Linked DNA regions of Mus musculus: region 1 is linked to region 2. A link is a contact called in ENCODE Hi-C or POLR2A ChIA-PET data. All regions are on one chromosome and are shown on one strand. The core of a region is the stretch at or near the end of the contact, and the rest is flanking DNA. Distances in the headings are between cores, read along the strand shown. Region 1 holds the start of Yy1 (YY1 transcription factor). Region 2 holds the start of Begain (brain-enriched guanylate kinase-associated).

What was found. A loop is a pair of places that touch in the nucleus more often than their neighbours do. ChIA-PET counts read pairs that join two places held with the same protein, here RNA polymerase II (POLR2A).
Region 1: a loop to region 2 is called in a map of v-Abl transformed pro-B cells, with 4 times the contacts of the local background. The contact joins the promoter of Yy1 here to the promoter of Begain in region 2. A Hi-C loop is called at or near these places in 1 of 37 maps with a recorded cell type or tissue (v-Abl transformed pro-B cells). POLR2A ChIA-PET finds 5 or more read pairs at or near these places in 1 of 5 experiments (embryonic stem cell).

Annotation. Positions count from the first base shown.
Region 1 is chr12:108,790,903-108,796,129 of GRCm38, forward strand. It overlaps Yy1 (YY1 transcription factor), which reads left to right and starts at 2,395. Exons shown (of 5, transcript NM_009537.4): 1 at 2,395-3,189. The coding sequence starts at 2,511.
Region 2 is chr12:109,066,364-109,071,309 of GRCm38, forward strand. It overlaps Begain (brain-enriched guanylate kinase-associated), which reads right to left and starts at 1,854. Exons shown (of 7, transcript NM_001163175.1): 1 at 1,763-1,854. The coding sequence starts at 1,804.

The sequences.
Region 1 (5,227 bases), core at 1,145-3,644, 270 kb before region 2:
CAGCCTGGTCAACATACCGTGTTCCAGGACAGCAAGAAATATATAACAGACACACACACATCCCTTTTGTTTGTAGATGTGTGATAATATGCTTATCTAGTATACATGACTCACACAAGTAAATTCTCAATAAATTCAGCTTGGATAAACCTGAGGTATCAGGTTCTCTTTAACGGACAATTTTTTTTTGTCCACTCTTACCCCCCAGCCTTCCCACATTCATACCTTAAATGCATTTAAAGTACATTTCAGAAAAATGGGAAATGACAGCAATTTCAGAGACATCAAAGCTTCTGCTCATATAGGTGGGAGGAAAACAAATGCCTTTTTTTTTTTTTTCCCTTTTGTTTGGTTTTTCGAGACAGGGCTTTTCTGTGTAGCCCTGGCTGTCCTGGAACTCACTCTGTAGACCAGGCTGTCCTGGAACTCAGAAATCCACCTGCCTCTATCTCCCAAGTGCTGGGATTAAACGCGTGTGCTACCACTGCCCGGCAAGAAATGCCCTTTAAAATGCATGTCAATAATCATTTGTCTTCATGCCGAGATTAAGGGATTCAAGGTAAGATGTTGTAGCACAAATGTGTATCTTCAAACCTAGGAATCAGGAGCAGAAGAAAGTTTTGGGATAGAGGGGGCTATGTAGTTAACCTAGAAACGAGGTATTTCAGAAAACTATACACGTAGCCAAGGCTGGCTTTAAACTCCTGACTTACCTCCCTCTCCAAAGATTAAAAACCTGCACAAGGACACCTTGCTAAGTATGTTTAAAATTATAAGATGCCCAACTGTTTAAGTTTGGCCTAAGATGCATGTAATGCATTTAGAATACTCTCCTGCCTCAACACTAACAACTCCGGTAGATAAAAGTAATCCAGAATATTCAACAGATGAAGCTGACCGTTAAATCTAAGAAACAAATAAGATACACTTGGCTCAAATTTTCGGTTCTTGGAAAAAAAAAAGGCAATCTAACTTTATGTTGCTTTAAACCACACCTGGTCTATCGAAAGGAAGCACAGAAGAAACACTTCACTACAATGTATCTTAAGCAATTTGATGATTTGAACAAGGAAAACCTAAGCTGTTACTTATAATAGGGAAATCACAAAAGACATGGAATTTTCAAAGAGCTAAATGCAAAGACTATTTAAAAGGAATATTTTTAAATAGTCCTTTTCGGCAAAAGGAATGTTTATGAGCGAGGAATAGGCGAAGCCTGTGTCAAGTTATTCAAAGATAGAAGGGAGTTTTCAGAAAGCTACAATAGTGGAGTCGCTCGACAGGAGCAGCCAGACCCTTCGTTCCAACAGGCACCCAACGGCTGGGTCTCCGGTTTCCGCGGGTCATAAAAGAATAACGGACACACTTCCAACGGTGAACCCTAGGCTGCGCGCGCCGCTTCCGCTTGCCGCGGTCGCCTTCGCGCGCCGCCCACCGGCACGCGACCAAAGAGCCCGTGGCAGCACACGGTCGGCTACGCCGTCCGTGCCGCTACCGCACGAGACCCCGAGTAACGAGTAAAGGCAAAACGAACGGGAAACCAAAAATCAAGCACAGGCGTTTCTCGTCAGAGCAGACTTTATTGCGGCCACGCGGCCGCCGGTCGCACGCCCCGCCGGCAGCACGCCAGCCCCAGGCGCGCGCCCCCCTTCACCCCAGCTCGTTACCGTGCGCCTGGGTCGCGCGGAAAGTTCGCCGGCTCCCGAGGCGTAAGGCGCAGCGCCGACGCCCCACTCCTGTCAGCGACTGGGGCCCCGGAGCGGCACTTTTGTCACTGTTGCACCGCGGACGCCGGGGTTCGCGCGACGCCGAGCGCCGTAAGGCGACGGCGGCGCGGAGCTGACGTCACGCGCCGGGGGGGCCAGCCAGCGCGCGTGCGGGCCGCCACGCCCCCTACCCCAGCGGGGGCCCCCCCAATCGGGAGGACCCTGGTTGGGAGTAGGCGGGGCCCCGGCGCCTCGAGGGGCCCTGCGATTGGTAGCGAGGGAGGAGCGAGAGCCGGAACAGCGAGTGGGGAATCGGGGACGGGGCGGGGCCGAGAGCCCCGCGGAAGTCTCGCGAGGCCGAGCCGGAGCAGAGTGTGGCGGCGGCGGCGGCGGCGAGATCTGGGCTCGGGGTTGAGGAGTTGGTATTTGTGTGGAAGGAGGCGGAGGCGCAGGAGGCAGGGGGCAGCGTAACGCCGGCCCGGAGGGCGGGAGGAGGCGCGGCCACAGCCAGGGCAGGCAGCCGAGGCGAGGCGAAGGCAGGCGGGGAAGCAGGACAGGCAGCGGCCGAGCGAGCGAGCGAGCCAGCGCGGGGCGCACCGATCTCGGGAGGCGGGGAAGCCCCGCGGCCGCCGCGCCCGCCCCTTCCCCCGCCGCCCGCCCCCTCTCCCCCCGCCCGCCCGCTGCCTTCCTCCCTCTGCCTTCCTTCCCCACGGCCGGCCGCCTCCTCGCCCGCCCGCCCTCCCTCCCGCAGCCCAGGAGCCGAGGCCGCCTGCCGCGGCGGCCGTGGCGGCGGAGCCCTCAGCCATGGCCTCGGGCGACACCCTCTACATCGCCACGGACGGCTCGGAGATGCCGGCCGAGATCGTGGAGCTGCATGAGATCGAGGTGGAGACCATCCCGGTGGAGACCATCGAGACCACGGTGGTGGGCGAGGAGGAGGAGGAGGACGACGACGACGAGGACGGCGGCGGCGGCGACCACGGCGGCGGCGGGGGCGGCCACGGGCACGCCGGCCACCACCATCACCACCACCACCACCACCACCACCACCCGCCCATGATCGCGCTGCAGCCGCTGGTGACGGACGACCCGACCCAAGTGCACCACCACCAGGAGGTGATCCTGGTGCAGACGCGCGAGGAGGTGGTCGGCGGGGACGACTCGGACGGGCTGCGCGCCGAGGACGGCTTCGAGGACCAGATCCTCATCCCGGTGCCCGCGCCGGCCGGCGGCGACGACGACTACATAGAGCAGACGCTGGTCACCGTGGCGGCGGCCGGCAAGAGCGGCGGCGGGGCCTCGTCGGGCGGCGGTCGCGTGAAGAAGGGCGGCGGCAAGAAGAGCGGCAAGAAGAGTTACCTGGGCGGCGGGGCCGGCGCGGCGGGCGGCGGCGGCGCCGACCCGGGGAATAAGAAGTGGGAGCAGAAGCAGGTGCAGATCAAGACCCTGGAGGGCGAGTTCTCGGTCACCATGTGGTCCTCGGGTGAGTGCAGGCGGCGCGCCGCCGCTCGGGATGTTTTTGTTTTGAAGGGAAGCCATGTTTTATGTGTGTGATGGGCGCCGCCATCTTCTCCGCCCGGGCAAGTATGGCGGCCCCAAAAGATGGCGGGGGCGGCGGGCCGCGAAGATGGCGGCGCGGGGGAGGGGCGGCGCCCGGCTAGGCCGCAATGGCGTAGTTTGTGCGAGCGGAAGCGGGCTGGGGCGGCGGGCGGGGAGGGAGGGGCCAGCGCCCCTCCACGCCCGAGCCAACGGACGTGCGGCGGGGCCGGTTGAGGGCGCCGCCCCGCGCCGGACCACCCGCCGGGCGTTGACAGGGCCGTGGCGCAGGGCGGACGCGCGCCGCTCCCCCGCCGTCCCCCGGGGGCTGTCGGGGCCCCGCCCCGCTCGGCTCCGCTCAGCTCGGCCCCCTCGGACGCGAAGCGTCTCCCCGAAGCCCTTCCCGGAGCGGGCGGCGCATAGCCCCGCCGCAGCTGCCCCGCGGTCACGCTGGCCCAGGCCGTCGCCGCTGCGGGGCGGGACTTGGGTGGCACGTAGGGCGCTCGTGTGCGGGTTCGGCGGCCGTTGGAACCTGTCACCCGCGCTGCCAACGCGCTCCTCGCCTGATCGACCTAGAACGGGAGTTAGGGGAAGGAAGAGCCACAGCATTTCAGCGGCCTTTACGCGTTGTGAATTTTGTTTTTTAAGTCGTGGGCCCTATGCAGACAGACTGGGCTGGTTTACACAGCTTAGGATATTTGCCAACAAACTAATAAAAATCGCTTAGTTATCAGTATCTCTGGTCTTGTTTTCCCCCACGAAAAGAATAAAAAAAGTGGATAATTTGTTTTACTGATTTAATACGCCTTTTAGCGAAAGTCAGGAAGCCTGTGTAGGGCACCGAAGAGTTCCTTCCCCGCATGAGTAAACTCAAGGTAGAGCCCTGGAAAGGCTGTTGTTGACTGTTCACTTTATCCTAGTACTGTGTTAACAAGCTAGTCAGCTTTATTGTTAAGAAACTACTACTAGACAGAATAATCTCACCATACCTAGTTCATGTAGCCCTAGTGATTAAATTTGATGAATTTGAAAGCATAACTTGAGCCTTGATGTGTAGTTTATTAAAATGTTAAAATTTTGGGAAACGAGTGAAATAGATGAAAAGCTAATCTATGGTAGTATCCAAGTGACGTAAGCTTGATGGGTCTGTGGTTCAGGAAGGAGAAGAGCGTCCTATAGAAATCTAATAGGAAGTGCTCAGGGCGCTGTTCCTCGCTGAATGAATCCCTGGTTATTATCTGCACGGTAGGTTATCAGGAGCTGTATGCTATGTAACTAGCCAGTCCCTAAAAGTTATCCAGTGCCTTCAACACATTTTTTTGGTTGCTAACGGTAGTTTGCATGCTGAGATCTTTAAAAGCTTGTTTTTTTCACTTTTAATAAGAGTGAAATTAAGGAAAGCAGGTTTCGAACTTTGGATGAATTTACCACATTTGGAGTACCGAGTTCATTAACTATATAAAAAACTTACGTTATAAAATAGCTTGATTCAGATGTTTGACATTAGATCTTACCAAGTTGTTAGTTTGCTTTTCTAGACAGAAAAACACTTCGTCAAGTGTGGTGTTGATGAATCGTGTATGTTTAGTTCAGGGGAGAAAGTGAAGGGCCTGGCTAAGGTGGGTTAATTGACAATTTAGTTGGCATTTAGTCTTTACTTGTGTGACTGGCTGCTTGCTTACAAGGGCACGTAGAGCAGCTTGGGGGCATTTTGGTAGCTATTTCTTCAAACCCTTAATTGTCTAGTGTGTTACTGAGTAGTCTGCAAAAATGGTGCTTATCAATATTTGATGTCAAGAGCAAGGGATGGCCTATTTCCTCAGAAATGTCTTGTGGTAAATGATCCATCTTCCTTGCCTTTGTGGCTTGCACTTATTACCAAAAAGAAGCTAAGTGGTGTGGTCAACTAACTATGTGTGTCTCAAGTTCAGATTCTGCAAATAATTTAATCTTCAGAACTAAATTAAGACTGCAATAAGTGAAGA
Region 2 (4,946 bases), core at 604-3,103:
AAACTGGAAGGGCTGCCCTGGCCTTTGACTGAACATTTCTGCAGGATGCTTTTTGTGGTTCTCAGACTCACGCCTTCTCACTCCCTGCAAGCCTCTTCCTGCTAACCCAGTGCTAACTTCATCTCCCCCAGCTTAGCCTGTGGGTCTTCTCCTGGAAGCTGTGGGGAATTCTTGTGGACTGTGTCCAAGCCCTGCTGACTGACTGCTGTCCCTCTCTCCCATCCACTCATTCATTCACTTATCCGTCCATTCACTCTCCGGGATGCTGCTACGGGGATGGTGCTAATGACGATACCCAGTACACAGTCAGTATTCTATAAATGGCAGCCACTGCAGGCCAACCAGATGCTCAAGGCCGAGAGAGAGAGAGAGAGAGAGAGAGAGAGAGAGAGAGAGAGAGAGAGAGAGAAGAGAGAGACAGAGAGAGAGACAGAGAGAGAGACAGAGAGAGAAAGAGAAAGTAAGTCCTTGTCCGGACTGCTTCACACTGAATTCTGCTCTTGGCCTATGTGGGTCCCTCACCTGACCTCCAGCCTATGAGAAGTTCTTACAGGCCATGGCCCCAGGCATCCCTGACTTCCCACTTCACTACTCAGGAGCCAGCACACAGAGCAGGCCACAGGAATGAACACATGTGAGACAGGAACTTGGGAGGGTCCTTGGTGCTGCTCAGGAGCCCCTCGCCCTGCGCCTGCATCTGCCACTGTGCTTGCTTTCCAGAGCCGCCCTGATTATAGTGAGCTGTGGGAAAATTAAGGGTTTGCAGGAGGCTGCCAGGCCCTGCTGCTGCCTCCCCGCCCTGCTTGTCACAGATGCCAGGCAGAGCCGTCCCCAAAGGCCACTTGCCCTACTGGGCTGCCCAGACACAGCACAGAAAAGGGGCTTCCTCCTAGAGACCTTCTCATAGCCTAGACTTGAGAGTAGCAAAGACCACTTACTCCTGGACAGTGGGGGAACTGAGGCCCAGAGAACCTAAGAGAGCATCCCATGGCCTCCAGGGGCCCAGGGTATTGGGACCTCAGGATAAGGGAATCCAGAAAGATGATGTCCCCCACATGTGCCCAGGGACTGCACTGGTGGACCAACCCTGGGCATCAGGGTTGCACACCTGCATGGCTCCTGTCTGTCTCTTGCAGCCAGCCCTTGCTCCAGGGGACCTTCCCAGCTCCCATCCTGCTCCCTCAGGAGATTCCGAGATGTCGCCCACGCAGCTCTTGCCCCAAAGGAACCTTGTTCTGATGGGGTGGGCACACACGAGGAATGAAACACCTCTAAACCAGGCAGGAAACGGAAATGCTAGGGGCAGAAATTCCCAGCCAACGTGCAGGGGCTCTGTGAGCAGGTCAGCGCCTGCAGAGTGGCCCTGCCTGCCCAGCCTCAGTTTCCTCGCCTGTCCATGGGGAGGACTGCTGGCGGCCTGCTAGGGCGGCCGGAGATGAAGGTGCCCGAGGCATGCGCGGGCCCACGCGCGGCCCACGCTCGGGAAGCGGTCCCTGGCCAGTCTCCTTCCGGCTCTGCGGCCTCTCCAGGGCCGCCCCCCGAACGGGGTGGGCTCAGCCGGGCCCCCTACACCCGCCTTCCGCAAGTCCTCAGGCCGCACGCGCAAAGCAGCCGCGGAGGCCCGGCCGCCCCGCCCCGCGCGAGGGCCCCGGGCCCCGGCGCCACCCAGGGCCGCCGCGGGCGCGCGCAGGGACCGCCCCAGCGTGGTGCCCGCCGCCCAGCCCCGCCCCGCGCCCTGCCAGCCCGGCTCTCGGGTACTCACCGCCCGGCGAAGCCGGCCCGGCCGCCGGCCACCCGTCCACATGGCCCCGGCTCTGCGCGCCCGAGCCCGCGGCCGGGGCTCCCCAGCGCCCCGCTTCCCGCAGGGAGCGCCCGCCCCCCGCCCCCGGCCCGGCTCCCCGCCAGCCCCGGCCCCGCGCAGCCGCGGCTGCTCCGGCGCTTCCCCGCGCCGCGCCGGGCAGGGCGCACGTGGTGGGCGCGGGGCGCACAGGGCGCGGAATGGCGGCGCGCGGGGTGAATGAGTCCCGCGCGCATGAATGGCGGCGGGCATGAATGGAGGAGTGTGGGGTGCAACGCCTTGTGTCCCGGGCCCTGCTTGGGGGTGGGGTACCAGCATTTAGTAGGTACCTGCTGTGTACCGGCCACTCAGGTCCCCAGGGACTGACTTGGCAGTGAGAGACAGGTCCCTGCCCTCAGGGACCTTGCAGTTTACAGACAGGACAGTGACTTCCAAGGGTGTAGTCCACTGCTCTGCCCTTCAAGTTCTGGCCGATGCCTAGCCCCCATACCTGTCATGGGTTCCTTAAACTGCAGCAGCCCCCCTATATACTTCCAAGACTGGCCTGTAAATCTCTGTCTGGGAGCTCCATAATAGTGGAGGGGCTCCTTCTTTCCAAGAAGTAATCCAAAAGGAATCATGACTTCAGGAGGGCAACTGTGACTGTGGTAGAGCATCCCTCTCTGGCCCCAGTAGCGCTCAGGACTTGTCAGGTTATTCTGGCCCTGGGTGAGACACTGGCATAGTGGTGCTGATAGTCCCAACCAAACTGGAGCACGTATGGAAGCTAACTAGCATAAGTCCCGAGAAACCAGGGTCCCCCTTCTGCCCCGGGAGCATCTTTCCAGTCTAGTAGAGTCAATCACATGGGGCCAGGAAGGATCTGGGGTGGGGGAAAAAGACAGCAGAGCCTACCTTTGGCTTCTCTCAGGGCCTGTGGGCTGAACGGTTGAGTGTTAATGGTTTCCGAGGGAGATAAGGGGATACTAGCAGCGACTACAGCACGTATGTTGACATTGTACTGTGGTAAACATACATGTCAAGAGTTAGCATTTTAATCACCTTTAAGTGTACGGTCCAGGGGCAGCGAGGACATCCATGCTGTCACGGGGCTGTCACCACCATCCACCCCTCGGCCTTATGTGCTGTGTACATTGCAGCTTCTCTCTCCTTTAATTAGGGGAGTAGCTGGTGCACTCAGGCACTGTGACAGCACAGGAAAAGTGTGCTGACAGCGAAGGAAGAGAGAGAGGCAATAAAAGTGAGTCTCCAGGAGGAACAGGCAGACACGGGGGTGGGGGTGGGGTAGAAGTTAGGAGTGTCCCTTATCTTCCCCAGGGACATTACTCTGTAATAGGTGTGGAAGGGGAGGGTTCAGTGAGCCTCAGGATGCTCCTCCTAACTCTAGGAGTATGGACCACAACTGAGGCAGGTACAAGAAGGCAGCCCTGGCCCACGGTGGCCAGCTTATGCTAACTTCTGACTCACTGTGGATGTGTCTCTTGCTCTGGGGATCTGAGTTAACCCATGCTGAAGTTAGAGGTAGCATGGGCCACCAATCCTGATCACTGCGGTCCTCCTGACAGAGATGGAACAGTCCTTAAAGTCCTACTTTCCCCCATACAGGCCTCCAAAGGCCTGAAGGGAAAAACAGAGAACACAGATGTAGCCCATAGAACTGGGTTCTGTCTATATTTCCTGCCCTGGGCTGTAGCCTTCCCTTAGAGATGGGTCCTGCTCAGGTGAAGCCAGAACGCTGTTCTCCTCTGCCCTGCCTCCTCTGCTGCCAATGCACAGATGGCTAGAGAGGAAGGGGAGGGGCCAATGGCTCCTGCCTGCTATACTTCGGAAGTCTTCAGACTCAGGCCAGGCTTGCTTGGGAAGGCTTCAACCTTCAACTCTAGAGTTGTTCCTAAGGTCTTGTTTCATCCCTCCCTCACTAGACTCCCTTCATCTCCCACCAGTGGGAGGGGACAGGGAGACAGCTGTCCCTGGCTGTGGGTCTTTTGTCCCTGTCACACTCCATGTGAAAGGTGGTACTGCTCCCTTTGCAGACAGTACAACGGAAGCTTAGAGGTTATGCCCCTTCCCAGAGGCCACTAGCAAGGAGAAAGCTGATCAAGGATTTGAGCACATCGTTCGTCTGGCCCAGTGCCCCTATCCATGTCTGACCTTCTCCCAGGTAGAGGAAAGCCTAGGGGTGTCACCTGAAGAGCATCCCAACAGTTGAGAGCCCAGGGCTTTTGCGTTCAGAACAGCAGAGCATAGTAACCCAGGAGGAACTTCCTAGAGGAGGCCTGTCTTCAGCTGGGGTGGACGTGGGGAACACTACCCCGTGTGGTAGAGGCCTTGGTCCTCAGTTCCTGTCCCCAACCCTCATCAGCTTTCCAGATGTCTGGACACTAGGGTTCCATAACTGTCCCAGCATACTTGTGCCATCTAGGGAGCAGAAGACCGGCTGTTCCTCCAGAAGTATATTGTTGGACTTGGCCAGCCGCAGGAGAGACCCCACCCCAGCGAAGCATTTGTCTCAGTGAGGCCCGTTCATCCATGGTCCCTCTTCCTCCTTTCTGGTCACTCACTGCACACCTGAGACCGTCACAGGGTTGTGCCTTTTGCCACACTGTGGGTCTTACAGGCAAGGTTCCTGCTGTCTCCCCAAACCTACAGCAAGGAACCTGGTTCCCACCTCAGGCTCAGGAGTCTCTTCTGTCTCCAGGTTGCCCTTCCATCTCCATCCACCCACAGACATGCTTACTGTATCCTCATCAAACAAGAGACAACATCCCAGTGAGGAGAACTCCTGGAATGGCCTCAGCTTTGTCCAGATCCCCAACTTTCTGGTCCCAAGGAGAGACTTGATTTTCCCTCCCAACTTCCAAAACCTTCACAATCTTGTCTCCTGGCAAGAGTGTGGCTCCACTTGGGTGCGTCGTGGTCTAAATATCCCTGCGTCTTCCATTCTCACTCAGGACAGCTAGTGAAGACCAACTTGGGAGTGACCCCTCCTCCAACAGCTAGACCTCTGGCCTGGGTCCCGGGAAACCATATCTAAGCTTCTGTTGTCTCGGAGTGTTCCTGGGTCACCTTTGTCTGTGTGCTTTCCCATATAATGTTCAGAAGATACAGTGATTGGATAAAGCCCGAGAAAGATTCACCCTACAGGAAG